2 separate regions of the Homo sapiens genome follow, and region 2 is linked to region 1. A link is a loop called in an ENCODE intact Hi-C map of the cell type or tissue named here. Cell type or tissue: CD4-positive, alpha-beta T cell. All regions are shown on one strand. Each heading gives the region's core, and the rest is flanking DNA. Links, peaks and the distances in the headings are about the cores only. Region 1 overlaps USP44 (ubiquitin specific peptidase 44). Region 2 has its middle 49 kb from the start of TMCC3.

The links. A loop is a pair of places that touch in the nucleus more often than their neighbours do. Peaks named below come from ENCODE experiments on the same cell type or tissue, not always from the same donor. Only the 100,000 strongest peaks of a DNase experiment are listed, where the experiment ranks them.
Region 2: a loop joins it to region 1, with 2.6 times the contacts of the local background. A loop is called at or near these places in 1 of 110 quality-filtered maps.

The regions. Positions count from the first base shown.
Region 1 is chr12:95,532,865-95,535,785 of GRCh38, forward strand. It overlaps USP44 (ubiquitin specific peptidase 44), which reads right to left. Exons shown (of 6, transcript NM_032147.5): 2 at 1-1,462. The coding sequence starts at 1,392. Among named protein-coding and RNA genes, the nearest start is that of USP44, 17 kb to the right of the region's middle. In CD4-positive, alpha-beta T cell, for the core only: CTCF peaks have their summits at 1,732 (motif pointing left) and 1,932; a DNase peak (open chromatin) is centred at 1,697.
Region 2 is chr12:94,698,470-94,701,390 of GRCh38, forward strand. No RefSeq gene overlaps it. Among named protein-coding and RNA genes, the nearest start is that of TMCC3, 49 kb to the left of the region's middle. In CD4-positive, alpha-beta T cell, for the core only: no CTCF peak of the experiment used is centred there; a DNase peak (open chromatin) is centred at 1,582.

The sequences.
Region 1 (2,921 bases), core at 198-2,697:
AACATTCAGAACTTGTTTGATGAGTTTCCTTTGAGAAGTGGGGATAAGAGCTGGTAAACTGGTACCAGTTGTCTCTAATTCACGTTGTATTTTATCTAAAAGTTCACAAAGAAATTCCTGAGCGTCTTGTTGGGCGTAACCACGAAAGGCAGGAATGAGTCTCCACACTGAGTGTAGCATAGCAAATGGTGAGACCAACGCCCACTTTCCAGACCACATGACTTGGAACAAAGTATGCAATTCATGACAAAGAGAAATGTACTGTGAAGTTGGCTCCTTTGGCTGAATAAGTTCCATCTTTCTACCTTTTGATGCTCCACCACTTAGTCCTGATGACAGACTTGATTGTCTGGAGCAAACAAAACCTGTATCTTTTTCCTGACATTCATTCATTTGATATACTACTGTATCTGTGACTGGTGGATGCTTACAAGATCTTGTCTTCTCGCTAGCAGTCATAGCCAGCCATTGGTTCAGATCAAGCTTTAAAAAACATTGTCGAAAAATAAGTAAATGACTCAACACCTGAAGAACAGAATTCATATAGCAAGTATTTCCCAAATTTCTCAATCCTGTTACACCAGGAGTTACTATTGGCCTTCGTTTAACTGAGGAGTCACTGACTTTTTGAGATATTTCATTTTCTGAGGTAGAGAGTACTTTATCTTTTGCTGGTGATGCTGGCGTTTGTGCTGGCACCTGAACAGAAACTATTTCTATTATGGTCGACTGAGCGAGCCCTTGTAAACGTAAACTCTTTCTTGGAGGCATACTTTCCAATTCTGCTTTAACTTGATACTCCAATTCCTGCCGTCTTTTCTTTACTTCTCTTTTTACTACTATTTTTTCCTGAAATGGTTCTTCTTGCTTTTTTCTTCCAATGGGTGATTGTTCAAACCATGTTCGAAAGATTTTACCCATTAGTATCCTTCTCCTGTGCCAAAGAGCAGTATACAGTTGATCTTCACTTTGAAGCAGAGATTGGGCACCGTCATGTAAGAAATAAGAATCATCACCTGTACCCATGGACCGTAAAAACCTCCCACTACGAGTTGTGCAGTGATAATTTTGACTTTTGATGGCACTTAATGTACGTCGTAGTAACTTCAGGTCTCCAGTTGTGTTATCATTCAGAACATAATCATCACAAAGGTAACAAAAAACGTACATCTCATTCACCTCCAATGCAACAGGATGACTGCTTTCTTGAAAGTGCTTGAGTGCATGCTCTTCAATATATCTTCCACAGGCAACATGGGAGCAGCTAAGGCAAGCCCAAATGGACTCGGTCGTGTTGCAGTCCACACAGTGCCATTTCTGAGGGTTGAGGCTGGAATGGTCTTGAGCAAGCTGCAGCTGCCCAACATGTTTGCACGTATCCATTGCTAGCATTTATTTAGTCTAGCTGAGAAATGCATAATCCAAACAAGTCTCTGTTCACAACACTTGAAGCATCTGAAAACTAAACAGAACAATGTCAAGTGTTAATAACAAGATGCTAATATTTTTCATATTTTTTCCCAAGAATAATAAAGATTTGTGTCCTCTGCTCCCAATTTCTAGGCTGCTTATCATAATACCATTGGCAGTTCTCCCATTTCCCTTTCTCTAAACTTCCCTAACCTCACATCCACCTTGCTCTGAAAGCACAGACACTTCACTTTCTCTAATGAGGCGCCTTTAGCTTTTGTTTTTAACTTTCTGCCACCATCTAGTGGTGAAAAATGGGTAGTAATCACTTTCCACTGAAATAGCTTAAGATCTATCCTTTTTTACCCAGTAGTCTGAGGGCAGTTTCCAAAACTGCATTCCCTTTTTTTTTTTTTTTTGAGACAGAGTCTTGCTCTGTGGCCCAGGCTGGAGTGCAGTGGTGCGATCTCAGCTCACTGCAACCCCTGCCTCCTGGGCTCACGTGATTGCTGTGCCTCAGCCTCCCGGGTAGCTGGGATTATAGGAGTGCACCACCACATTCAGCTAATCTGTTTTTCGTATTTTTACTAGAGACAAGGTTTCGTCATGTTGCCCAGGCTGGTCTTGAACTCCTGAGCTCGGGTCATCTACCCGCCTTGGCCTCCCAAAGTGCTGGGATTACAGGCGTGAACCACTGTGCCTGGCCCCTTTTCTTAATGACAGGGGTTGGCAAGACCCAAATATATCTCACTAATATTTATAAACATTATGAGCCTTATGTGGAGTTAATAAAACATAATCAAAGATGAAAAGGTGAGTTTTAAGGCAGAAAAACATAGGTTTGAATTGTACCTTTGCCACACACTGTTAAATGTATGATTTTGAGCAAATGTTTTAACTTCTCTAAACCATCTGTAAAAGAGGGAAAATCATACCAACTTCAATTGAGTTGTTGAAGAACTGAGAGATAATATTTATCTGACACATGGTAAATGGTAGTTTTAATTGTATCTATAGTGAACGAATCTTATTACCCTATTTAAATAAATCATATTACCATTAAACTTATTTTTTTCCATTTGGTAAATCAATAATTACCTTTAATTCATGGCTCTATAACATACTCTGAGGCCGAACAGACTTGACAGTTGGCTTTAGGGAAAGAGAAAGACAGAAGAGGAGAATGTGCTTTTGTATTTGAATATTCTCAGAAACATACAAGGAAATAAAGAGAAAAAAAGGAAGAATATGAAGTGGGTGGCAATAAGCTTTTATTACATTCTAGCAGGCCTAAACCTATCTGAAATTATAAGCTTATTTTTTTAAAAAAGCTTATGTGATTTTTGACACAGAACTTGTTCCTTTATCAGTTAAAGTCAGGAACACTTCTGCTGTAAGTTATTTACATGTAATGAACAGAAATCTTATTTAAAAAGCCGTGATCACAAACACTTTTTTCATTGATTTAATACAAATCAAAGACAAATTTCAGGGTTTGGGTGGAGACCTAG
Region 2 (2,921 bases), core at 302-2,801, 830 kb before region 1:
ACATCATATCTATTAAAGAAAAAAATTTTAAAAATTAGCCAGATCTGGTGGTGCATGCCTGTAAGTCCCAGCTACTTGGGAGGCTAAGGTGGGAGGATCACTTGAAACCAGGAGTTTGAGGCTGAAGTGAGCTACAATCATGCCACTGCACTCCAGCCTGGAAAAAAGTAATAATTGTTCTAAAAAGTTCCAAAAATACAAAAATTTAAACAGTAGAGAGTGAAAGCAAGCAAACAACTTCTCCCCAACCCAAATGACAACAGGCGTCAGCAGACTATGGCCTGTGGCCAAAGCCAGTCTGCACCTATTTTTATACCGCCTGTGAGCTTAGGATTGTTTTTATACTTTTAAATGACTGAAGACAGGAATAATATTTTGTGACATGTGAAAATTATATGAAATTCAATGTTCAATGTCCATGAAATTTTGGTGGCACATGGCCACGTCCATCCCTTTATATATAAAATCTGTGGCTACTTTCAAGCCAGAGCTGCAGAGTTGAGTAGCACCCCCGATCTAAAAGAATAGATTCTTTGGCCTTGCTAAAAAACACTTCTCTTTCCAACTCACCATCTCTTTTTTTTCTTTTTGAGACAGAGTCTCGCTCTGTTGCCTAGACTGGAGTGCAGTGGCATGATCTCAGCTCACTGCAACCTCTGCCTCCCAGGTTCAAGCAATTCTCCTGCCTCAGCCTCCCAAGTACCTGGGATTACAGGCCTGCACCACCACACTCGGCTAACTTTTTTACATTTTTAGTGGAGACGGGGTTTCATCATGTTGTCCAGTCTGGTCTCGAACTTCTGACCTCAGGTGATCCGCACGTCTTGGCCTTGCAAAGTGCTGGGATTACAGGTGTGAGCCACTGTGCCCAGCCCTAACTCACCATCTCTTATTCATCCATCTATACATCAAACAAGTTGTGTAATATAACACCTCCCGTTTGTCAACCGGTTTTTTTTTCATTTAACTATTTACTGTGGCTATCATACTCCAATCAGGCTGCTATAAAAAAATGCCATGGATTCTACACGACTGAAATTTATTTCTCACAGTTCTAGAGGCTGGGAAGTTCAAGATCAAGGCATTGGCAGACTCAGTGTCTGGTAGGACCTGCTTCCTCATAGATGGAGCCTTCTTGTTGCTTCCTCATGTGGTGGAAGGGGCAAACAAGCTCCCTCAGCCTAATCCCACTCATGAGGACTCTACCCTCTTGACCTAATCACCTCCCAAAGGTCCCACCTCCTAATACCATTGCACTGGGGATTAAGTTTCAACATAATGACTGGGAGTGGAGGCACACAAACATTCAGACTAGAGCAGTGGCCATCATTCTTCAGGTTTTCACAGAACAATCAACTTTCTAATATGTATGTCAATATCACCCATATCCCTATCAAGTTTCTTACAGGCATTTCATGACCAGCCATGCATTCAAAAGCATCTCTTCCCTACCTCACTTATCTTGCTGGGGAAACAGCACAGAGAGTACAGACTGCAAAGGGCTCATAAGAAATGGGAGCTATAACCCTGTGACTTCCCTTTGCAGTAAACACATGACCCTGGTAATCAGTCACTCTCCAACTTGGCTGGTCCGGTGTGGTAGAACACACCCTGGGTGACTGTGCAGTTTGGTTGGGAAAATATTTGCCAAGCAAATGTCTTGGGTAAGTGGGGAGTCCCAACCAAAAATGTGAGATGTTAGTCTTCTGCTCATTTAGCTAATGTGAAGAACTAGCTTTAGACTGTATAGTTTTCATACCTAATTCCTAGCAACTCACAGATTCATAGATAAACTGATTTTACATTGGCTTACTTCCTACAATTATTTTGATGGCACTTTGTTGATATTCTACTAACAAATGTGTTTTTTCCTAGAAAGTTTCAATTTAGTCAGTAAATATGTACTACTGTAGGTGGTCTTTGGTATTTGGTTTAGTGAGGATAGAGAAAAAAACATCTTTAGCATGCGAAAATTATTCCTGGAATAATTTTCAGGAATGGCTTAATTAAGAGTTAAGTTTTTGCTAGAAGAAACTTTCTATGATAGCACTAATATTAAAGAAAGCAAAACATTTTTTGATCTCACATATGATTCTAACGTATATTAGTTAACCAAATTGGCTGGTGTTCCAGTTACTGCTATATAATATGCCATCCCAAAAATTGGTGGCCTAAGACAATACTAGTCATTTATTTTTCTCATGAAATCTGCAATTAGGGCAGTGCTCAGCGGGAACAGCTCATCTCTGCTCTATGGGGCATTAACTGGGGTCATTCAATTGAGGCAGGGGATCCACTTCCAAGATGGCTCTCTCATATGGTTGGCAAGTTGCTGCTGGCTGTAGGATGGCAGCTAAGCTGGGCTGTCAGCCAGTGTCCACATTTCCTTTCCATGTGGGCCTCTCTATGGGCTTCTTGCAGCTTGGCAACTGGATTCTAAGAGTCAGTGTTCAAAGAAACCAAGGCAGATGCTACAAATCTTCTTACAGTCTACCTCATAAGTCAAGCAATGTCATCTCCACCGCATTCTACCAGTTAAGCAAATTGTTAAGACCAGCCCAAAGTCAAGCAGGGGATAATAAGATCCCACATCTCAGTGAAAGGAGTTGCAAATAATTCATGGCCACCTTGAATCTACCACAGCACATAAAAGAAACAATATAAATGAATCTCTGAAACTCATGGTTTGGATATCGAAGTGGCAAAGAGAAGCCAAGAGTAGAATTAGAGTCTCTCATGGTTGGACCAACTCTCTTGACAAGAAGGAAGACACAGTGGTCAAGAGCACAGGCCAAGGCCAGGAGCTATGGCTCACTCACACCTGTAATCCTGGCACTCTGCGAGGCTGAGACAGGTGGATCACCTGAGGTCAGGAGTTTGAGACCAGACTGGCCAACATGTGAAGCCCCATCTCTACTAAA